Linked DNA regions of Homo sapiens: regions 2 and 3 are each linked to region 1. Evidence: chromatin loops called from intact Hi-C (ENCODE). Cell type or tissue: breast epithelium. All regions are shown on one strand. Each heading gives the region's core, and the rest is flanking DNA. Links, peaks and the distances in the headings are about the cores only. Region 1 has its middle 64 kb from the start of LINC02543. Region 2 overlaps ATXN1 (ataxin 1). Region 3 overlaps ATXN1 (ataxin 1).

Evidence for each region. A loop is a pair of places that touch in the nucleus more often than their neighbours do. Peaks named below come from ENCODE experiments on the same cell type or tissue, not always from the same donor. Only the 100,000 strongest peaks of a DNase experiment are listed, where the experiment ranks them.
Region 2: it touches region 1 in a loop (11-fold over the local background); 1 of 110 quality-filtered maps calls a loop at or near these places.
Region 3: it touches region 1 in a loop (25-fold over the local background); 1 of 110 quality-filtered maps calls a loop at or near these places.

The regions. Positions count from the first base shown.
Region 1 is chr6:15,927,292-15,935,575 of GRCh38, reverse strand. It overlaps the pseudogene ARPC3P5. Among named protein-coding and RNA genes, the nearest start is that of LINC02543, 64 kb to the left of the region's middle. In breast epithelium, for the core only: no CTCF peak of the experiment used is centred there; DNase peaks (open chromatin) are centred at 4,495 and 4,775; H3K27ac peaks cover 321 bases.
Region 2 is chr6:16,621,044-16,629,327 of GRCh38, reverse strand. The region is part of intron 3 of ATXN1 (ataxin 1); the gene reads left to right. Among named protein-coding and RNA genes, the nearest start is that of ATXN1-AS1, 140 kb to the left of the region's middle. In breast epithelium, for the core only: no CTCF peak of the experiment used is centred there; no DNase peak of the experiment used is centred there.
Region 3 is chr6:16,597,332-16,605,615 of GRCh38, reverse strand. The region is part of intron 3 of ATXN1 (ataxin 1); the gene reads left to right. Among named protein-coding and RNA genes, the nearest start is that of ATXN1-AS1, 160 kb to the left of the region's middle. RefSeq lists a silencer at 2,161-2,346. In breast epithelium, for the core only: no CTCF peak of the experiment used is centred there; no DNase peak of the experiment used is centred there.

The DNA.
Region 1 (8,284 bases), core at 3,395-5,894:
ATTTTTTTAATGTTAGAAATCTCTTTATTATTACTTATTCTTATTAAGCACCAGCTTAATGCTGTAGAAAATTTCAGATCACCTTTGATACCTCACTTTCTTTTCCCCCACCCGAATTCTTGATCAATAGTTTTTCAAGTGAAGACATGCTCTTCTCTCTTCTGTATAAAACTTTATGAGATAAAGGCAAAAGATTGTGTACATCTTAATGGAAAATGCTGCCCAGGGCTCTGGAGATGGTGGCTGCCCAGGCTCCCTTCACTGTCCAGGTCCTGAAAGACTCTTGTTCATGAACTGTCTCTTCACAAAGCAAGCCCACCACTTGCTGGGTTTATCATTCTGAGGGTCAAAAACTTTCTCACAAAGTCTCAGTCCAGTCTTTCTCCTTAGCTGTTGTAAATAGGCTCTCATCACTTCATCTTCCTGTTTGTTCGCAGGTTTGGCATAATTGCGTTAAGTGGAAAATGAGGCTCTCCAGGAATAGGAAAATTCGTGATTCCCAATGTATACATTTCTTTCTCACCTTGGATTTTGGAATTGTACTTTTGGAGTTTCTTCGAACACTCAGAAATGTAGAGAGTTATATATATCAAGGTCCTATCAGCTTCATTCTTAATTTCATAGTTTTTGAAGAAGACATTGGCCTTGAAGTAACAGATGGCTTCATCCACAATATCTGTATCTTTTGTCTCTCTGGGGGCAGGTCCTTTGAATTGGCTTCTGATGGGTAACAGTGCCATGTTTCCAGTGAGTTTGGTGTCAGGGTCCATGAGAGAAGATTGGTAAGCCAGCATCTTGGGATCACCTGAGTTTCAACCCAGAGCAGCAGGATCACTAGAACAGGTATTTTAGGAGAGAGGTAGCTGAGGCTTTGGAGACTTATTAATGCCCAAGGTCACACAGATAATAAGAAGAGGAGGGAGCTAGGACATGAAGCTGCTGCCTCTCTCACAGCTAATACATGGGAGAGCCAAGCTTCACATTCCAACTCTACTATGCCATACAGACATGCCTTGACTGGTGTCCTGTCCCACAGATTGTTGGTGGTAGAGCTGGGATTAGAACCCAGGCTAGCTCTAAGTTTCTCTCCTCAAATTCCCCCTCTCAAATCCCCTTCTTATTTTTGGCCTACTCTGGCTTTCCCCAGATAAGACCCTCCTAGCACAGTGAGCTCTTGAGGGCCTGGTTCTAACCACATAAATAACCAGCATCCTTGTGACCAAAGCTGCCATCAGAGCCGTTGGAGACCTGTTCTAACTTTCTGCAACTCAGCTTTGATGTTTTAAAATTACCAACCATTTTGAGAATTATATGCAAAACGTGGTGCTAAATACTGTTTAATATACAGAAAAATGACAGGTCGTTGTTCTCAAAATTTTATTAGTTAGTAGAGGAGATAAGCAGGTACCCAAATAACACAGAAGCATGAATAAGGTTGGAAGGGGAATTGGAAGGGGCTGAGTATGGTGGGACAAGCCAACCCTTCCATGGGCTCCTAGTTCTGCTGTGGGATGGTTGGGCTCACAGAGCCCATCCTCACAGAGCCTTCAGCTCTAGGGAGAGTGGGAAACAGGCTGCTTTTCAGTTCCAGTCCTGTCCCCTGAGGAGTTAGAGCATGCTGGGACCACTAGGGACCTCCCTCTAAGACTTCCGGATGGCTTCAAGGACACTGGGGTCACAGAACAACACCATTTGGCAGATGGCAGAGGCTGCCTCGGGGAAGGAGAAAGGCTGTCTCTGATGCCAAGCCAGAGATAGAAAACATTTTCTCTGAGTTAGAGAATGGGAAGCATGCCCTGATCTGTTTGGAAGAAGCAAATTGGCCTAATATACCTGTACTTCCTCATCATTTATAGGTCATAACCCCTTTTGAACTACGGACCAATGCTGCAGAAAAAAGAACCTGGACTCATACAACACATTGCATAACTCCCATAGTTTCTCAGATGCTTTGGAAGCCATGTATGGATTCCCAGTGGGTCCATAAACCCTAGGTTAAACATTGCTACATGAGGTGGTTTTTAAAAATGTCTGCAGAGGAATTTTTAGGGCACTGAAACTATAATGGTGGATACATGTCATTATGCATTCCCATGAAATGTACAACATCAACAGTGAACGCTGATGTCAACTGTAGACTTTGGGTGATGATGCATCAGCGTCAGTTCATCAATTGTAACAAATGCACCATTCTGGTGGGGGATGTTAATAATAGGGGAGGCTGTGCATTTGTAGGGGCAGGAATTATATGGGAAACCTCTGTACCTTCCTCTCAGTTTTGCTGTGCACCAACCACTGCTCTAAAAAATGAAATCAGCCAGGCATGTCAGCTCACACCTGTAATCTCAGCACTTTGGGAGGTCAAAGCGGGAGGATCACTTAAGCTCAGGAGTTTGAGACCAGCCTGGGCAACAAAGTGAGAAGGTGAGACTTTATCTCTTACAAAAAAAATTTTTTTAAACTTAGCCGGGTGTGTGGTGCACACCTATACTATAGACCCAGCTACTTGGGAGGCTGGGGTGAGAGGATCAGGATCATTTAAGCTCAGGAGTTTAAGGCTGCAGTAAGAGTACAGTGATGGTGCCACTGTACTCTAGCCTGGGTGACAGAGCGAGACCCAGTCTCAAAAAAAAAAAATATATATATATATAGATATATACATATATACAAACACACACACACACACATACATATGTATATGTATAATGAAGTCTGGTTTTTGTTTTGTTTTGTTTTGTTTTAAGATACAGGGCCTCGCTATTTTGACCAGGCTGGTTTCAAACTCCTAGGCTCAAGTGATCCTCCCACCTCAGCCTCCCAAAGTGCTGGGATTACAGGGTGAGCCACTGCACCTGGCCGAAGTCCACTTTTTAAAAACAGTGGTGGCAAATTATTTGATACTCCTCTCATTCAAAGATAAATTCTATGCCCCTCATCTTGAATTTGGGCAAGCTTGTGACTGCTTCTACCAATAGACCATGGCTTCCAAAGCTAGTGCATAAAAGTCCATGCAGCTTCTACCTGATTCACTTAGGCTCGCTTCAGGGATACTCCCTCTCAGAACTCAGCTCCATGCCAGATGGAGTGTTGCGGGAAGTCAGGAACCCTGAACAGAGGGACTGGCTGAAGCCATGGCAGAAGAACATAAATTGTGAAGATTTCATGGACATTTATTAGTTCCCCAAATTAATACTTTTATAATTTCTTATGCCTGTCTTTACTGCAATCTCCGAACAAAAATTGTGAAGATTTCATGGACACTTATCACTTCACCAATCAATACCCTTGTGATTTCCTATGCCTGTCTTTACTTTAATCTCTTAATCCCATCATCTTCGTAAGCTGAGGAGGATGTATGTCACCTGAGGACCCTGTGATGATTGCGTTAACTACACAAATTGTTTGTACAGCATGTGTGTTTGAAAAATATGAAATCTGGGCACCTTGAAAAAAGAACAGGATAACAGCAATGTTCAGGGAACAAAAGAGATAACCTTAAACTCTGACTGCCAGTGAGCTGGGTGAAACAGAGCCATATTTCTCTTCTTTCAAAAGCAAATGGGAGAAATATTGCTGAATTCTTTTTCTCAGCCAGGAACATCCCTGAGAAAGAGAATGTGTCCCTGAGGGGAGGCCTCTAAAATGGCCGCTTTGGGGGTGGCTGTCTTTTACGGTCATCGCAGTGGGATGAAATAAGCCCCGGTCTCCCATAGCACTCCCAGGCTTATTAGGATGAGGAAATTCCTGCCTAATAAATTTTGGTCAGACCGGTTGTCTGCTCTCAAACCCTGTTTCCTGATGAGATGTTATCAGTGAAAATGCCTGCCTGAAACTTCATTAGTAATTTTAATTTCACCCCGGTCCTGTGGTCCTGTGATCTCGCCCTGCCTCCATTTACCTTGTGATATCTTATTACCTTGTGAAGCATGTGATCTCTGTGATCCACACCCTATTCGTACACTCCCTCCCCTTTTGAAAATCACTAATAAAAACTTGCTGGTTTTATGGCTCAGGGGGCATCATGGAACCTGCTGATGTGTGATGTCTCCCCCAGACACCCAGCTTTAAAATTTCTCTCTTTTGTACTCTTTCCCTTTATTTCTCAGACCAGCCGACACTTAAGGAAAATAGATAAGAACCTATGTGAAATATCGGGGGTGAATTTCGCCCAGTAATGTAGAGGCTATATGGAGGCACTGTGTAGGCAGTCCCAGCTGAGCTCAGCTTCTATGGGTTGAACTGCGTCTCCGCAGAAATGTTAAAGACCTAATCCCCAGTATCTGTGAATGTGACCTTATTCGGAAACAGGGTTTTGCAGATGATCAGGTGAGGATAAGGTCATTAGGGTGGGCCCTAATCCAAAATGATGGGTGTCCTTATGAAAAAAGAGGATGTGGGCACAGAGACAACACACACACAGAGAAAGAACATCGTGTGGAAATGAAGGCAGAGATCAGGGTGACTCCTCCATAAGCCAAGGAATGCCAAACGTTGCCAGCCAATGACCAGGAGATAGAAAAGAGGCATGAAACAGACTGTTCCTTCCTGACCTCAGAAGAAATCAACTTTGCCAACACTTTCATCTTAGACTTCCAGCTTCCAGAACTGTGGACAATAAATTTCTGTTGTTTTAAGCCATCCAGTTTGTGGTACTTCATTATGAAAGCCTTAGGAAACTAACTCACCGTCCTAGGAGTGATTCCTGCCCAGATTCCAGTGCAAATGAAGATGTTATCTCAGAAGAGCATGCTGCAGAACCCAGACATTTGAGTCCCCTGCAGCCATTCAGGTCTTCCCAGCTGAAGCCACAGACATCTTACGGTGGAGGCAAGCCATGGCTACTGTGCCCTGATTGAATTTCTCACCCACAGAATCCATAAACTTAATAAAACGGTGGTTGTTTGAGGCCACTAAGTGTAGGGTTGTTTGTTACTCAGCAATGGTTAACTGGAACACTACTTGAAACTCTGATCTCTGACCAATCTAAATTACGTCCTCTTCCTTCCTTATCTGCAAAGGGGGATGGCCTAATAAATTATTTAAACTAAATGTCCATGGTAATGGCATCATAGAACCTGAGAATTAGAAGGAAACTCGATACTCCCATTTAAGCAAAAACAAATTACCCACAGTCCCAGCTTCATTCAAATCAAACAGCTTTCATTTTTCCCTTTCAATCCTTGTGCATACATAATTTGCACATAGTTTATTCAAGATTCATGCAACATAGTTAAAATCAGAGTAGACGTAATTTTGGAGTCTGCTTTTTCCACTTGCAATTTATCACAGCATTTCAATATTGCTATATAGTCTTTATATTACTTTAATTGCAAAAATTTTTAGAAGTGATTGTACTTCAATTTACTCAATCATTGTCTTTTTGAACAACATAGAAGTTTTGATGTGAATCTTCTTTAACTGCAATATTTTAATTATTGTTCTAAATTAGGGGTCAGTAAACTATGAGCCTGTGAGCCAAACTACCCACCCTATTTTTCTACTGCCTGTGAGCTAGTAAGTTTCTTAAGTTTTAAATGATCAAAAAGATTTAAAATAATATTTTAACACACTAAAAAATTATGTGAAATCCCTAATCCAGTATTTATAAAGTTTTGTTGGAACACAGCCATGCCCATTTAGTTACATAATGTCTGTGGTTGCTTTCACAATACAATGGCAGAGTTAAGTGGTTGCAACAGAAACAATGACCCACAGAGACTAATATAATTACAGTCTGGCCCTTTACAGAAAACATTTGTCAACTCCTATCCTTAATTTACATCAAACCACCTGCCTCAGAGATTCCAACCTGTCGTTGGCTTCCTTCATGATTTTGGACTTGCCAACCCCCACAATCACATAAGCCAATTCCTTCAAATCAGTCTCTTTGTATATATGATCTCCTGGTTCTGTTTCTCTGGAGAACCCTGACCAACACAGCATCTAACATGCTTTTGTAGAATTAATAAAGCTGTACTGAAGGAGAAAGATCCTGAATGTTCAGGAGTGCTGCTGGGCCGTGAGGGATTGCCTTAGATGGGCCTAGCACACTATACACATGGAAAGAGCCTGAGCTTGGTGTCTGATTCGGTTTGATCACAAGGAAGAGAAATCCACTCAGACTAGGCAGAGTTGAAGACTTATTGGAAGGATACAGAGATGCTCCCAGAATCCAAGGGCAGGAAGCAAAGCAGGGTCTCACAGGACTCAGACATCACCAGGTGGCTTCTCTTTCATCTCTCTGATTCTGAGACTACAGAGTCCCTCTCTCTTTCCACATATCCCTTGCTCTCTCCAATGGAAGGCCAAGTTTTTCTGCTCACCCACAGACCCCCATGGCCTCAGGACTCTGTGGCATCACCACTGCCTTGACCTTCATTGTCTAACTGACTCCATTTCTCAGTCTTCCAATTATAAACTCCCAGGACAGAGATCTGATTGCCAGGAGCCTGCCATATACCCCTGGTCCACAGCTATAGGCAGCCAAGGGTCGTGTGGCACAAACATGACACCTTCCCCACCACCGCTAATTAAGTAGAGGATAAGAGTGTCCATTTCACAAAAAGAGTGCTCCAAAATATGTCTACCGCAGACCTGATACCACCCTATCTTAGTATGCTAAGGCTGCTATAGCAAATACCACAGTTGGGGTGGCTTAAACATAAATTTCTTTCTCACCATTCTGGAGGCTGGAAGTCCAAGATCAAAGTGCCGGAAGGGTCACATTCTCCTGAGGCCTCTCTTCTTGGCTTGCAGAGAGCCACCTTCTTGCTGTGTCCTCACACAGCCTTTCTTCTATGTGTGCGCATCCCTGGGGTCTCTTTCTCTCCTTGTAAGGACACTGGACTTACTGGATTAGGGCCCCACCCTAATGGCCTCATTTAATCTTCATTACCTCTTTAAAAGCCTTCCCTCCAAATACAGCCACACATCAAGTACTGGGGGTCGGGGCTTCAATACATGAATTCTGGGGGGCACCTATGATGGTGAGTTTGATGTGCCACTTGGGCTAGGCTGCAGTAGGTCGTTATTCAGGCACCTTTGATAGCACACCCCTTCGGCCAGGGGATCCTCAGTAATTTACTTTTTTAAAAAGTGGGGACAATATTGCCTCATACAATTTGTGTACAGACTGGAAAAGGGGATGAGTATAGAACATAAATGATAGCCATTATGATCATTATTATTTCTCCCAAACAGGCAGGCAGGGCACCCACTTCCTGTGCTTCTGAACCACTCTTGCTTTGTGTCGGATGGCTTTGCTCTTGCCCTCTTCTGTCCTGGGTTAATCGTGGCGTATTCACACCTTACATGGGATAAGTAGGGTATTTTAACCATCAATTCTATTATCCAGTTATGTTAATGGTCCGTGAAATAACATGTGAAGAGCCCATTAAACATTGTGAAAGAGTCTCCATTTCATAAAAATGAGGGAATAATAAGAGAGGCCAATGTAATTCACTGCTGAGCAGGGGAGAGGTTGACTTTCATCTTCAGATGCCCTTCTAAGAGAAACAACTTTCATAACTTAGAACTCAGCATTTCAAAAGAATTTGGGGAATGGCTGACCCTTCTAGGCATTCACCAACAGGATGTTTCTGACCAAGAAATAATTAAAAGTGTATGGAAAGAAACACAGGAAAGACATTTAATAGCTTGTAGTTGAGATGAATTTTGATCTAAAATGTTAATTTTTTTCTTTCAACACTCTATCCTACCCTCTGAGTCCTACTTAATTGCCCAACTACAGTCTGTCAGTCTTGTGTATAACCTGCTTAGAAAAGGCTGAAAGGTAATTGCATAAACAACTTCCACCTAGATCCTCCTCCTGTTCTGAGCCTAATACCAGCCCTGCCCCCAAGCTCTCAGGAACCTCAGGAACAATGGACTCTAATCCATGCCTACGCATGAATCTCTGAAGGCCATCTCTTCATTTCTTCAGACTGTTTTGTCATAGGTTTATAGATTTCCTGGAATACTTTCCACACTTGGCTTCTGAGACATCACACTCTCCTGGATTTCCTTGTATTTCCTGGGCCAATACTTCTCAGGTACCTTTGCTGGTTTCTCCACACCTCCCCGATCCTTATCACTGGAGACCTCAGGAGCAGGGTTTGGACTTCTTTTCTGTTTCTACAACCATGCCTTACATCCAGTCTCACGGCTGTAAATGCCATTTATAAGCTGACGTCTTCCAGATCTAGCTCTTGCCTGGACTCTAGACTCATATGTCAGCTGCCCACTGAAGTGCCTAACAGGCATCTGAAATGTTAACTTTCTCAAA
Region 2 (8,284 bases), core at 3,225-5,724, 690 kb before region 1:
GGTTACTTTCAACCCCATGAAAAAGTGAGCAAAGGACATGAACAGACACTTTTCAAAAGAAGACATATGGCCAATAAGAATATGAAAAGCAGCTCAATATCGCTGGTCATTAGAGCAACGCAAATCAAAAGCACAATGAGATACTATCTCATACCAGTCAGAATGGCTGTTGTTAAAAAGTCAAAAAATAACCAGTTGGATGCTGATGAGGTTGCGGAGAAAGGGAACACTTATACACTGTTGGTGAGTGTACAAATTAGTTCAGCCATTGTGGAAGGCAGTGTGGCAATTCTGCAAAGAGCTAAAAGCAGAACTACCATTCGACCCAGCAATCCCATTACTGGGTATCTACCCAGAGGAATATAAATCATTCTACCATAAATTTAGACACATGCACGCAAATGTTCATTGCAGCACTATTCACAGTAGCAAAGACACAGAATCAACCTAAATGCCCATCAATGACAGATTGGACAAAAAAAATGTGGTACATATTACCATGGAATACTATGCAGCCATAAAAAAGGAATGAGATCATGTCTTTTGCAGGAGTATGGAAGGAGCTGGAGGCCATTATCCTTAGCAAACTATCACAGGAACAAAAAACTAAATACTGCATGTTCTCACTTACAAGTGGGAGCTAAATGATGAGAACTCATGGACACAAAGAAGGGAACAGCAGACACTGGGTCCTACTTGAGGGTAGAGGGTGGAGGAGGAAGAGGAGCAGAAAAAACAATTATTGGGTACTAGGCTTAGTATCTGGGTGACGAAACCATCTGTACAACAAACCCCCATGGCATGAGTTTATCTATTTAATAAACCTGCACATGTACCCCTGAACCTAAAATAAAAGCTTAAGAAATAGGTTATTTTAAAGACTATCCTAATGCATTTGTTTGTGTGTGAAATATGGTTTTGCTAATTAGTATTCTTTATTGCCAGTAAAAGTAACTCACTAGAGGGAGCTTCTAAGAAACGGGGATTTTGATGAGGGCACGTGGATATCCCATGGATTTTAGGGACGGGCACGGCTGGGCCTTGGGGAAACAAAACAAAACAAACAAATAAACCAAAAATCAAAACCAAAAATTCACATTGAATTTGGAGTTTGGGTCATATTGTATGAACAGGACTGCTTCCACCTGCATTAATAGGCAAATTCCAGAATACTGGGTGCTGAATGAACAGTCCAGTATGGATCTGTACGGAGGCTGTACCAAGGATTGGTGTCTGTTTATTTTTATTTGTGCTGCTATTGAAGATTTTCTAATCATTAGTGCTAATATTGCAGGAGAAAATAATTAATGAAGGTGTCTACTGTTCTATTGTAGTAATTTCTGTTTGCAGGGCTCATTAACATCTTTGATCAGAATGAGCAGCTCTTTTCTGGTTGGAATAGATGAAAATTATACAATGTATGGAGCCATTCTTCACCTTGTCCTTGTTTCTTCTTCATGTTGCTTCGACTTATTGCTCACAAGTTGACCTCCCCCTTAGAGCTGGGGTGGTCCAGCAGGGCTGCGTTGTGATGTGTATTCCTTTTGTGATAGGAGACTTGCTGAGAGAGGATCCTGTTTTTTTGTTTGTTTGTTTGCTTTGAGATGGAGTCTTGCTCTGCCACCCAGGCTGGAGTGCAGTGGCATGATCTCAGCTCACTGCAGCCTCTGCCTCCCAGGTTCAAGCGATTCTCCTGCCTCAGCCTCCCGAGTAGCTAGTATGACAGGCGTGAGCCACCACACCCGGCTAATGTTTGTATTTTTAGTAGAGATGGGATTTCACCATGTTGGCCAGGCAGGTCTCAAACTCCTGACCTCGTGACCCGCCCACCTCGGCCTCCCAAAGTGCTGGGATTACAAGTGTGAGCCACCGCGCCTGGCCGAGGACCCTGTCTTTAATGGGATGTTGGGTGATATGTATGAAATGGTTCAAGAAGCAGATGGGAAGTGTTTGGGAGGCCTACTGCCAGTGGCTCAGTGTAGCCAGGGAAAAACAGACACACCTCTGTGCCATCTCTCACATCTTAGAAGGTAACATTGAGTTTGCTGCATAGAACCATACAGTTCTAGGTCACCTGAAACTCAGAGCTCATGTGATCTAAACTTCTATATTTAAAGGAGGAAAGAGACTCAGAGAAGTAAAAATGGCTTGACCAAGAAGTCAGACTGGAACCAGAAGTGGACATATGGACTCCTCATTCCTGTTCCAGTACCGTTGCTGCCAGTTCACATTGTCTTTCTAAAATAGCCATTTATAGGGCCACAGCTCCATCTCAAACAAGGGCTTAGTATCTGTCAGTTTGCGAGGTCTACCATAACAAAGTAACCCAGACTGAGTGGCTTAAACAGCACAAACTTATTTTCTTATGATTCTAGAGACAGTAAGTTTGAAATGAAAGTGTCAGGAAAGTTGGTTCCTTCTGAAGTCCTTCTCCTTGGCTTGCAGATGGCCATCTTCCCCCTGTGTCCTCTCGTGGGCTTCCCTCCAAGTCTGTGTCCCAGTCTCCTGTTACAAGGACACCAGTCATAGTGGAATAGGGCCCTTTCATATGACCTTATTTTGTTTTAATTACCTCTCAAAAGGTCCAATTTCCAAATACAGTTATATTCTGAGAAACTGGAAGTTAGGGCTTCAACACATGAATTTTGAGTGGTTGTGGGGGGAAAAAATTCAGCCAGTAACAGTATCCATAAGTTAACTTGATTCATTAGTTGATTAAGTATGATTAAACCAGCTGGGCGCAGTGGCTCATGCCTGTAATCTCAGTACTTTGGGAGGCCGAGGTGGGTGGGCACATCATCTGAGGTCAGGAGTTCGTGAACAGCCTGGCCAACATGGTGAAACCCCGTCTCTACTAAAAAAACAAAAATTAGCTGGGCATGGTGGTGCGTGCCTGTAATCCCAGCTGCTTGGGAGGCTGAGGCAGGAGAATCACTTGAACCTGGGAGGCAGAGAGGTTGCAGTGAGCTAAGATCACATGCACCACTGCACTCCAGCCTGGGCAACAGAGGAAGACCCTGACTCAAAAACAAGAAATAAAGTAAATAAATAAATATTATTAAACTAGATTATATTGGTTACCAAGTCTTTACATGACCATTTTAATAGCCTTTTCAGATGTTAACTTTGCAATAATATGCAGCCAGCTAATTGAAAATTCTAGTGCCATAAATGTTTTTAATTGCTTACTATGTGTCAGGCGTTGTACTAGGCACTGGGGAAAACTGTAAATAAAAGAGACCCAGTTCCTTCCTTTTTTTCAGGTTGCAGTCTATCAGGAAAGGCAGACATTTAAAAAGGGTCTTGTGAGGACTGTTATGAAACAGGAAGTACGAGTGCCATTTCTATACCTTAGTACAATCACTCGTTTTAATTCACATCTTCCATGGTGGCAAGTTTGCCTCAGTGTCAGCCGGTCAATTGCCACTCAAGGGGATCAGAACATTTATGTATCTGGAATGCTTGGTACCTAGAGTTCTGAAGATCACTATTCTCATTCCAAATATGTTTTTTCATTGCCAGAATGCTCACTCAGTGACTGGATTAGTTATGTGTACTCTGCATTTTTCGAAGAGGGGAAAGCTGCTATTTTTATCATCTAGTAGCATTCTGATGACTCCTTGATAACATGGTTACTATACGGAACCCCATCTGTTTCTCTGCTGGGACCACATCTTAGTCATATTTTTGTCCCTAATGTCTGGCATCGTGCCTGGCATTTAGTAGGTCTTCAGTAAATATTTGCTGAATAAATGTATGCTGATTGAAAAATTGCCTGCTATTATCAGCTCTCTGTGCATGATAAATGCCTTGCCTCTCCAAAGCGATTGTAAGCTTCTGAGCAGGAACACCATGGTCACACATGGTCTGTCTAACTCAGCGCCTTGTAAATAATAGGAATGCCATCCCTAAATCCCTAGCCCCCTCCAGGATGGCCTGTCTTCCTTGCATCTGGGACTGTTGAAGATTCTTAATGATGGAAAAATCATATACAGGTTATTGCATAGACATACATTAAAAAATGTAGTTCGTTCAGTGTATCCCTAGTGGGCCTATGGCCATAAATTAACTTGCTCCCAGGGTAGGTAGTACTCTCTTCTTCACTTCTGCTGTAATCACAGCTGCCTTCATTATAGAATCATAGAGAAGTGAATTAAGGTGAACTTTGAAAGAAGGAAGAGATGCAGCTCACTTGATCGATGTGGGAGTGGGAGTGGGAAGATTTTTCTAGGCATAAGGATGGCATCAAAGAGGCTTGGCTGTTTTTCCATTCCCAGTAATCGTTGACAGTTTTTTATTTAACATTTAAAAAAGTGTCCTCCGAACCTTAGGCTGTTCAAAAACAAGTATTTCATGGTAGAGATTACGTCAAATGATAAGCGATGCATTCTGCGATCAGTGGCAGAAACAAAGGTTGAAGCTGCAGTTTGATGAGAATTTAAACATACAGAAGTCAAAAAATTCAGGAGTTGAAGTTAAACTGCAAGTGTGACTCAGTCCCCTCGGGCATATGGTAGTAGCATTTTCTGAATTGTGGCATATTCAGTTAAATTTAAGCCCTTGTTTTTGCAGAGTCGTTGTGTCAAGGTTGCAATGTGAGCAGTAACTTTAGACTTTCACAATTTTTTATATTCTCACCCACAGTATGTGCTGTTATAGCATTTGTGCACTGAAATTTGGTATAGCTTATAAAAATAAAAAAATGGTGCAATGCTCAATCTATGGTGCAGAATGTATATGATTATGAAGGAATAACCCTTCTGTTTGCTTGAACCCGACCTAATACTGAAACAAAACACCGCCACTTTTGCTTTTAAGTAAATAAATAAACCATACATTGTGGCAAAAGGCATACACTATAAAATTGACCGTCTTCACCATCAAGTGTACATTCAGTGGTATTAACTGAATTCACATTGTTGTACAACTGTCACCACCATCCATCTCCAGAACTCTTTTTTTTTTTTTTTTTTCTTGAGACAAAGTCTCGCTCTCATCCCCCAGGCTGGAGTGTGATGGTGTGATCTCAGTTCACTGCAACCTCTGCTTCCTGGGTTCAAGTGATCCTCCTGCCCCAGCCTCCCAAGTAGCTGGGATTACAGGAACCTGCCACGACGCCTGGCTAATTTCTGTATTTTTAGTAGAGACAGGGTTTCACCATGTTGGCCAGGTTGGTCTCAAACTCCTGACCTCAGGTGATCTGCCCACCTCGGCCTCCCAAAGTGCTGGGATTACAGGTGCGAGCCACCACGCCCAACCCAGAACTCTTTTTATTTTGCAAAATTGAAATTCTACCCATTAAATAGCAACTCTTCTTTTCCCTTCTCCCCCAAGCCCTTGGCAACTGCTTTTCCATTTCTATGACAATGTCTACTCTAGATACCTCATAGAGGGTGAATCATACAGTATTTGTCCTTTTATGACTGGCTTATTTCACTTAGCTGCTATATTATTAATACCAGCTTTCTGGGGATATAATTCACAAACTGCAGAATTGAATGGTTTTTAGTCTATTCACATCGGATATGTTTTTGAAGAGACAGTAAAACCAATCCTTTTTTCCTTAGTTCTCAGACACACACATGCTTCTTATCTGGCAAGTCCCGTTATAAAAATGCCATGAACTAAATGGGAACAGAAGATTGGGGGAAATATCTAGATTATTCTTAGTTTGGTTCAGATTAATTGAGATAGCCAGAATATTTTTGTAAGCATGTTTGCTTTAATTTAAATGTCTTCATTTTGCTTCCTGGAGCCAGCAATATGTGATTACTTATTGTTGTTCTTATGGGGTATTGTTTGCTTGCGTAGTTGATTGTGATGAGTTGGCTAGAAATTTAACAGAATGGAAATTTCTTCAAGTCTGGATTTGTTCAAAGAACAGTTTGAAATTGACCAAAGCGATAGATGGAACTGACACTTGACTTATTTGAGATCTGGAGTTCCCAGTAATGAATATTTTGGTCCAAGTTTGAAAAATGGCATTTCATGTTTATGTACTGCTGATAGGAATATTCATTGGTACAACCATTTAGAAAGACAGTTAGGTATTATCCAGTTAACAAAAACAAATGTGTATACCCTGTGACTCAGCAATTTTCCTTCTAGGTGTTTCCTAGAGACTTCTGTACTGTATACCACGAGACATGGAGGCTCTCCAGCACAGCTTTATTTGTGTTAATAATGGTTTAAAAAAATAAACCCAAACTACTTGAATGTTTATTAAAGTGAAATAAACAAATTATGATATGATCAAATGACAGAACACAATACAACAATGAAAGTGAATGATCTAAAACTATATAGGAGCAATATAGATACATTTCAGTAACCTGATATGAAGCCAAAAAAGTTACGTTGCAGAAAAATTCAAAATATGAATGATTATTTTTGTAAAATTTCAAAAGTATGCATCATTAAACAAGTAAAGTGGAATTTCACCCTGAGACAGTTAAAAAAAAAAGGCTAGAAGCTTAGAAAGACATGGATTAGAACTCGTTTTTCTCTGTTCTGAGAGTACATGTGGAAATGAAAGCTACCAGCTATTTCTGCCATTTTAAATGCTCATATGAAATTTCTAAGTACCCTGCATAGTAAGTCTTTAAAATATCACATACACACTACTGGCAGGCTAAAAACCAACAGAAAGATGGCTGGGTAAAAAGAAATCATGCATGCAGAACACTCTTACTTTTAAAAATTTACATTCCTGAAATAGAATTTTTGGAGAGAAGCTTTTCTTGAATGATGTTAGATTGAAGGATATAACTAAAAATAGAACTGCAGTCTTTAATAAATGAAAATTAGTCAAGATTCTAATTAGTACTTCCTGTGTTCGATACTAATTTTGTCAGTTCATTTCTTTACTTAATGTGGGCTGTACCTATTCGCACATCCCTTGTACTCTTTGCTTGTTTGGTTATCGTTATGAGACCACCACCAACCACCACCACCACCACCATGGTCATCATCATCATCACCATCTCCTAGAGCACATGGTTTTATGAGCCCTGAGCTAAGCTCCTTACCGTTTAATGCAAACATGTTCCTCCCTCAGGGTCTTTGCATTACTCTAAAATAACACCCTCATCAGTTTTTATCCCCTTCACCGGTTTAATTTTTCCTTATTGCACTTACACATACTTGTTTGTCTTTCTCATTTCACTAAAATTTGAGAGTGATGTTAAGTCTGTGGAAGCAGAGCCCATGCTTACATCTGTCACTTGTGTATTTCCAGTGTTTAAAACTGGGCCTGTCACACCTAGAAGCTCACTGATCATAATCAGTGATCATCAAGTGAATGAATGCCTGAATTAGCCCAACAACTCTTTGAGGTAGTTATTGCTGTTACTATTCTACAGATTTTTAAAAATGGTGGCACTCAGATAGATTAAACTACTCGCCCACATTTACCCAGCTTGTGGGTGGTGGAGGCTAGAATTCAAAGCCAGTGTGCCTGACACCAAAGCCTGTTGTCTTAACTACTCCACTTTTCTGCCTATCATCTGCTGCTAGTTCTCAGTGACTTTTTATTTATTTATTTTTGCATAGAGCATCTTTTCTTCTTTTCGGGCTATCAACTCATCATTTGTTTAATTCTTTGTTTTTTGTTTTTGAGATGGAATCTCGCTCTGTCTCCCAGGCTGGAGTGCAGTGGCACGATCTTGGCTCACTGCAACCTCCATTGCCTCCCGGGTTCAAGCCTCAGCCTCCCTAGTAGCTGGGATTACAGGTGTGCACCACCACACCCAGCTAATTTTTGTATTTTTAGTAGAGACGGCATTCTCCATGTTGGCCAGGGTGGTCTTGAACTCCTGACCTCAGGTGATCCACCTGCCTTGGCCTCCCAAAGTGTTGGGATTACAGGCATGAGCCGCCGGGCCTGGCCTTGTTTAATTCTCTGTATGCACCTTTTTGATAAATAGTTGTGTCTCCTTTTAGGGCTATTTCTGTTTTGCATATACAAAGACTTTACTCATATTTCAGGTTCAGCCAATTTCAGCCTCTTGCAGCTAACGCCCTTGCCGTGTTTAGTGCTATTGTCTGGGCTCTGAGACTGAAGCAGGTCTGTGAGAGCAGCCGACAAGGTGTCAAGAAGGAAGGATGCAATAACCCACTGAGCTGCGTTATCTCCTAAATGCATGTGTCTTTATGCCATTGCTAATGGCATCTAATGACCTTGGGCTCCGAACAGGTGCTGCCTTGTAATCTGCGCTCATTTGTCTCTTTCTACACTGCTAGATTTACTGAAATAACATGAACAGGGAAAGCAAATGCTTTCATG
Region 3 (8,284 bases), core at 1,945-4,444, 670 kb before region 1:
TCCAGCATCTGAATCCCTGAGCATACCTCTTCCCCCATGCATCATACCTGTTTCCCATTCTCTTTGAATAATTTTGAATTGTGAGCAAATGTTCTTACAAAATAAAGAAGAGAGTGTGTCCCTGCAGCATTGTCTAAGTGCAGAGGATCTTAAGAATAGCTCTGGAGCCTTGCAGGGCTCATGGGCAGCCCTGTTATATAAGCCCAGCTCTGCTGTAAACTAGTCCTCTTGTGGCCTTGGGAAAGTCATACCCTCTTTAAGCCTCGGTGTCTACATCTGTGAAGTGAAAGCGTTGGCGTAAGGGATCTCCTCAAGGTCCATTCTAGCTCCCAAGTTCTGCAATTACACGCATCACAAAATAGGGAGCCTGAACATATAAAGGAGAATTTAGTGTTGTCATAAAATGTAACTTATACAAGTGAGTCAATCGGATACGTAGTTCATGATCCACTAAATTGATACTGTGCTGCATAGTAATTGGGCATTAGTGGAAGCAGTTCACGTAAAAGACTATAATTTGTATTACTTTTACACCATTGCAACACTTTTTATTGTTCCTCAGTCCTTGATTTGTTTTCTAATGTCTCTAGTGTGTTTAACACTTTCTCTTGTTATGATATGCACCATACATGTGCATGTAATATAATTCACATATATAACATGAAAACATCTGATTCCCACATCTAACAGTCAGACTTCCGTTTTCCTCTTTTCCAAAATCCAGGTGGTCAGCTGGGTGCAGTGGCTTGAGTGTGTATTTCCAGCACTTTGTGAAGCCAAAGTGGGAGGATTGCTTAGGGCAGGAGTTTGAGACTAGCCTGGGCAACATAGTGAGGCCTCATCTCTACATTTTTTTTTTTTAATCAGCCAGGCATGGTGATGTGTGCCTGTGGTCCCGGCTACTCAGAAGGCTGAAGTGGGAGGATCACCTGGTTCCAGGAGGCTGAGGCTGCAGTGAGCTCTGATTGTACCACTGCACTCTAGCCTGGGCAACAAAGCAAGCCTGTCTAAAAAAAAAAAAAAAAAAGAAGAGAAACAAAATCCAGTTGTCTGAAGAGGAACAACTTCTTCCTGAGACATTTTCTTTATTTCTTTTAATTTTGTTTTCTTTTTTTTAGATACAGGGTCTCTCTCCATCACCCAGGCTGGAGAGCAGTGATACAATTGTGGTTCATTGCAGCCTCGAACTCCTGGGCTCAAGCAATGGTCCTACCACCTCAGTCAGTTGAGTAGCTGGAACTATAGATGTGCACCACGTGCCACGATAATTTTTGTTTTTTTTTTTTTTTTTGAGACAGAGTTTTGCTGTGTTGCCCAGGCTGGTCTTGAATTCCTGGGCTCAAGTGGTCTTCCCTCCTTGGCCTTCCAAAGTGCTGAGGTTACAGGTGTGTGCCATGTGCCTGGCCTGTTCCTCTTTATCTCTTTGTATTGAGAGGTTCTTGAGAAGCATTTCCATCTGCTTTCCATCGTTTTCTCCCATGTGCAGACTTGGTTAAAAGACCTTGAGGAATCCCCCCTTTACGAAGCCTTATCCATGAGAGGACAAGATAAGGAGACCCTTGGTTTGTGGATTCAGCTTCCATGGTCATTCCCATCAGTTCCCACCACTTCTAGGAGAGATAGTATCACTCGATGCTGACCTGGAAAATCCTGGTAGAGACCCAGGAACTCATAGGACTCGGTCCCCACACCCTCATGCCAGTACCTGTGTGACGGAGAGGCGCCCCTTTGCATGGGGTGCTGCACAATGCCTTCGTCAATCTTCTGCCACTGTCCTCATCCCCACCCCAGCCTGCTCACCTCTTCCCCTGTACCCCACAGCCACCAGGCCAGTTTCACCTGGTGGAACACTTCCCCCACTTCACCTGCTGTGCCTCACCTACTTCCTCCTGCCTGTTCTGGTGAAGCCTCCCGCGTCTTTTCTTGTGGTAATGCTCTTTTCTGCCTCTCTAAACTTCTGCCAGTGTTTTTGTATTTGATTTTTGAAATTCAACTCAGACCTCCAAATGAGGCCTAAGTCAAGCCTAGCTTTTGGCGAGCTCACCCCATTTATGGTGGGGGCCTGCCTGGTCACCTGCTCGTCTTAAAACCTGCCTTTCCTTATGGAACTGTGTTTTCAATGAGGTTCTGGCCGCTAAGCACTCAAGGCTGTGTACACTCAACTGTTGGGCTGTTGGAGGTCTCCCCATGAGAACTTTATTACAGAATGGAGTATGGAGCCTGGAAAGGGAAGGTGGCCCAGTGAGGAATGGTACTGCATTCTCAGTCTCTGGGTGAGTTGAGGCAGGGGACCAGAAGGAGAGGAGGGAGGAGTGGGAAAGGCTTAAAGCCTCTTGGAAGGAGAAAAGCCAGGGGAAAGGAGAATGGTAACTGGGAAATGGGCTAACCTCAGACCTGCCTTTAGCGGACGCCTGGCTCGAGGGCCCAAGACCTCAAGCTCTCAGAAACTGGTAAGAATCATGCTGTCCCAGGTCCCAGTGAGGTGACTCTAGGTAGGAGGCCCTTAGCAGAGGTGGCTGGGTCAATCCCAGTCGGCTGCTTTTATCTTTTATTTTATCGGCACTTAGAAAGAAAGTATGGTGCTCCTTCTGAGAGGGCTCTTTAACATTGCAATGGGCCAATCACTTTATATCATTATCTCATAATTATTATATTACATTACATTATATTATGATAATTCCTGTTTTGTAAATGAGTAGCCGAAGCTCAGTTACATAGCCTGTCCATGGTCACAGTGGAACATGAACCCAGTTTGTGATGTCAAAGCATTTCTATCTTTATGGCAAGCCTTCATAGGAAGCAAAAGAAGCTTGCAAAAGTAGGAGACGTTACCTTATCCTCTTTCCCCGTTCAGAATTTGGGCTGCGGCCAGGCTCAGTGGCTCACGCCTGTAATCTCAGCACTTTGGGAGGCCGAAGCGGGTGGTTCATGAGGTCAAGAGATCAAGACCATTCTGGCCAACACGGTGAAACCCCATCTGTACTAAAAATACAAAAATTAGCAGGGCATGGTGGCCTGCGCCTGTAGTCCCAGCTACTTGGGAGGCTGAGGCAAGAGACTTGCTTGAACCCAGGAGGCGAAGGTTGCAGTGAGCCAAGATCATGCCACTGCACTCCAGCCTGGGTCACAGAGCGAGACTCCATCTAAAAAAAAAAAAAAAGAATTTTGGCTGCTCACTGATGTTAGAATTTAAAAGAAAGTAAAGTGATGCTTCAATTAAAAAAATTAAAAGCTTAAAAAAATTAAAAGCTTTAAAGTATGGATTTTTTTTGGTGGGCGGAGCAAAAACAGTGACTGAAGTGTATTCATATTGAAACACTGTGGTGTTTCACTGGTGTTCAAGTTGACAGGGCAGGGGTGGGAAAGAATTACGGAGTAGAAACCCCTGGGGCCCAATGGGGAGGCACCTAGAGGGCCTAAGGGGAAGGATCCTACAGATGAACTTGACCTTCTTTATGATTTTGCGGAAGACAACTCTGCTTATCTTTCCTCTGGGACCAGTAAAATAGCTGTTGGGGGCAGATGCTTTGCTGATGCTTAGTATACAAAAGACAGCTTATATGGGGGCAATATTAATTTTCTTAAGTCCCTTGGCATGGATTCTGAAAACTTTAAGATTTATGATTTGAGAACCCTGACTCTAAAATACGTGAGAATTTTCTGCTTGCAAAATAGATTACGCTTGCACAAAATACGCTTGCACAAAATCTTCTACTTGTATTTCTACTCTGGATTGTTGAAACAAATTGATTTTTTCTTTTTTGAGACAAAGTCTCACTCTGTCATCCAGGCTGGAATGCAGTGGTGCAATCTTGGCTCACTGCAAGCTCCGCCTCCTGGGTTCACGCCATTTTCCTGCCTCAGCCTCCCGAGTAGCTGGGACTACAGGTGCCCGCCACCACACCCAACTAATATTTTTTGTATTTTTTAGTAGAGATGGGGTTTCACCGTGTTAGCCAGGATGGTCTCGATCTCCTGACCTCATGGTCCGCCCGCCTCGGCCTCACTAAGTGCTGGGATTACAGGCGTGAGCCACTGCGCACAGCTGAAATAAATAGATTTTAAGTGGCTGGCTGGCTCTCAGATTGCATCCTGTTAGAAAGTCAGAATAGAAAATAGATGCATTTTAGCAGTGTTGGAAGAATAAACTCAAAGTCCCCTGGAAATCCTGGACCCCACCCACCTCTTACCAAGTATCCAGCAGGAACCTTCTTCCTTACTATTGTTATAATACATTCTAGCCCCAGTAATTTGTTCCACGTATCTCATTAGAGTGAAGATAGCAACATACTTAAATAAGAATTTCATTTTTCAGTTTTAGCTTTTGATGTAGGCTAAATGCTCTGTGTCACATAACTTAGACTACCTACATGCCTCATACACTGATACCCTATTTTGAAATTACACATGAATTTAACACTGCCACGTTGGGACGTGCTTTCTAAAGTTACCTATGAAATAACTTAGATCCGGTCTTGGAAACACCTTTTACCAGCTAGGTACCCATCACATAGCTTAGTAGGTGATGGTGGGGTCCTTCGTTTTTTTGACTACCCGTATAATTTCAGGAGCAAGCCTAATTGTTATGCCTCCTTTGTTATTACCTCCCCTAGCCTAGATAACATGCCTTCCAAATTGTATTGAGAGTACACAGGAAGACAACTGCAGCAGGCAACCAGCTCTAACAACTGCGTCATTTTCTAAGAATCAAAGGAATTACTTGAGTTTCTAGTTCTGGCTTTGGCTTGCCAGACATATACCTTACCCCAGCGAGGTAAATGATTCAATCATTTGGGAATGATTGAAGTTGCTGCCTAATTCATAACTTATAGGTGATTAAACTTGTAAAGTATTTTGAGGCTGTTTCTTTCATTCATTTATTCCAAACAAACATTTGTTGTTGAATGGGTAGTGACTTTGATTTTAAAACACTATACAGACATAAAATAGTGGCAGCTTGTAGATAGCAATTTTTTAATTTGCTGTCCTTAAGGAATTTCGTTACCAAATCCTCACGAATCTTGAACCTTAGAAGAATAATCCTTTCCTTTGTTGGAGTTTTAAATTTAGAATAATCAGACAATAGTGAAGCATTCTGTTCAAAGCATTCCTTTTAGGCTACCCATTTATTATACGCTGCTCTTAAGAGGAGATGAATTTGATTAGCATTGAACATTCAGTCAGTGTTTTTGCATAGCTAATATCACGGAGAAATTTTCAAAAAAAGTTATGCCTGCTATTTAACATTATTATACAGTCAACTTTTAATTATCTGTATTAATGGAATGTAATCAGTGATGTGTTGCTCCAAAATCATTTCCTTTGGCTTTGAGAAGCACCGGATGATGCTTTTATTGGTTTGTGGTTTTGCTTAGATAGTATTAAAATTGTGCCACATGTGTGCACATAGCTCATCTTAGGGAGGAAGTAGCCCAAAAGTATACTGGGGGCTAGGGAAAGGTCAACTGGAATTTTTAAACCTACCACAGATACATATACAATGGATGACCCCAAGATTATTCATCTTAATTATTAAATAAAAAACAATGGCCAAGAATTATATAATGGCAGCTGTGTAAGAAAAAAGACGCAATGAACCACATGTGAGATTTCCATGTAGGACACACATTGTTTCCCACCTTTCCCTTTTGAAATTTCCTGAAAGTGAAACACTCTCATAACACTACAGCAGTGAACACTGTTAGATTTAGTGATCCTCCAAATGCATTTTGCTGGTGCTCCAAATAGGCCTCTTGGGGGAACAGAAGGAACAGAAGGGCTGATGTCTTGACATGTTAATGTTTCTAGATAATGTCACCTTTAGGTGTGATAGCTGTTACTGTTTATTATTTTTTAAATAACCCTCTTGTTCCCATTCATTCAAGTTAAGCTTTTTTTTTTTTTTTGAGACGGAGTTTCACTCTGTCACCAGGCTGGAGTGCAGTGGCGCGATCTCTGCTCACTGCAACCTCTGACTCCCTGGTTCAAGCTGTTCTCCTGTCTCACCCTCCTGAGTAGCTGGGATTACAGGCACGTGCCACCATACCCAGCTAATTTTTGTATTTTTAGTAGAGACAAGGTTTCAGCATGTTGGCCAGGATGGTTTCGATCTTCTGACCTCATGATCCGCTCGCCTCAGCCTCCCAAAATGCTGGGATTACAGGTGTGAGCCACCATGCCCGGCCTAAGCTTGTTTTTTTTTTAATGAATAACAATGATAGAAGGAAATCTTTGGAGGGTTTATCTTCTTAGTAGCGGCCTTTCAAATTTCAAAAGTCTTCTCAGTGCACAAATCTGTTTTTGCATGAGGCTGCTATAGGGCCAGCACTTTTAGTCCTCTGTGGCCTGTTCACCTGAGTGAGTGGTGACATTTCTTGGTTCATACCTTGGAAGGCAATGATGGCTGGCCCTTTAGAGTGAGGTGAAGGAAGACTGATCCCTGGGTGTGGAGGTACTGATGCATAGGAAAAGAAAACATCTTTGGTGACACCATTGGGTGTCAGATCAGTTTTTGGCAAGTTGGCAGGAAAGTCTCCAAATCAGTGGGGTCTGGCTGGGCACCAGCAAGTTGGAAGCTGCATTAGTTCCTTCTGCTGGCATGTCCCCCTGTCATCTGGCCATAGCCTCATCTGCTCCTACTACCTTGCAGGTGCCCTTGGGGTAAAGCTGTCCAGATGCACATGAACCCCTCCTCTTTTCAGCTGGACACCAAGCCAGGAAAAGGAGAGGTGTGACTTTTTGACGGAGGCCAGTTTCTATGTCAGCAGCCTTGCCAGTGAACACTGCAAAATGGTGTCAGCCTGCAGCCTTTTTGTGCACTGGAGCAGAGCTCCCCTCACCACATTTGTGAAACAGGTTCTGTCATGGGGCCCAGGTGTCCTTTTCTCCTGCCACCCCCACTCCAGCTTGCTGGCCGCCTTATCATTCCACACCAGGAAGCCAGCATCCTTGAGTTGTCCTTACTTCTTATGACCTGCTGTGTAGAAAGAGAGGGGAAAACCAGTGTCCGAGTGGCTGCTGTGGGTGTGGTCTGGGCCGCGTAGTTTTATATACGTAACAACCTTCTGAGACAAGCGTTAGTGACTCCTTTTACAGCGGATGAACTTGAGGGTCAAGCCAGTAAATAATTTCCTCAAAGTGACAGAGCTGGAAAGTGGTAAAGTTAGGATCAATACTCGGCTTTGATTTTAAAATATGCATATGCATATATTTTGGAGATCTGGATATACCACTTCCAAAGTAGCATATTATACTGAAATTTCAAAAGAGAAAACATCTTTAAACAAAAGGAAATAACTCTTAATTATGGAGTTTCAGGTATCAATGTGTTGCTGGAGGGCTGTGATCTTAAAAGCATGTCACATTGGCAACCCGTTCCGGCAGGTTGTGACAAGCTATGTAGCATGCATGAAAGCATCATTCATTTTTTAAAAAATGTCTTCACCATTTATTTCTTTAATTTTTTGTTTTAACTTTTTATATTTATAGGCAATAATTATGTATATTTATGGGGTACAGTGTGATGTTTTTATAATGCATACATTATAACAAGATTCAATCAAGCTAGTTAATATATTCATCACCTCACCAGTTTATCATTTTGTGTGTGTGTAAGAACATTAAAAATCTGTGTTAGCAATTTACTTCATTCTTAATGGCAGACTCAGCTTCTTTTTTTTTTTAAATCCTAGACTGTTGGCTTCTCCTTCCAGCAGTGTTGTAGGACTCAGCTGCCTTTCTTTGCTGTCCCTGGCCAGAGATGTGTGCACTCCTGGTCTCCTAATAAAACTTTAGCCTATGCTGGGAGCCATGGATTTGGCAGCACTGCCTTTAGCATTTAGGAATATGTTTCTCCTTACATCAAGAATAGTTTTAGGCCAGGCATGGTGGCTCACGCCTGCAAATCCCAGCACCTTGGGAGGCCGAGGCGGGTGGATCACCTGAGGTCGGGAGTTTGAGATCAGCCTAACCAACATGGTGAAACCCCGTCTCGACTGAAAATACAAAAAAATAGCCAAGTGTGGTGGCATGTGCCTGGAAGCCCAGCTACTGGGGAGGCAGAGGCAGGAGAATCGCTAGAATCTGAGAGGTAGAGGCTGCAGTGAGCCAAGATTGCGCCACTGCACTCCAGCCTGGGTGACAGAGCAAGACTCTGTCTCAAAAAAAAAAAAAAAATAGATTTATGCTGCTTGTTGAGGACCAGCAGTATTCTCAACCATGTGAGGCATTCTTCGAACATGTGAAGCAGCATTTTCCTGGATGGGCATTTCTGCCATAATTGTGG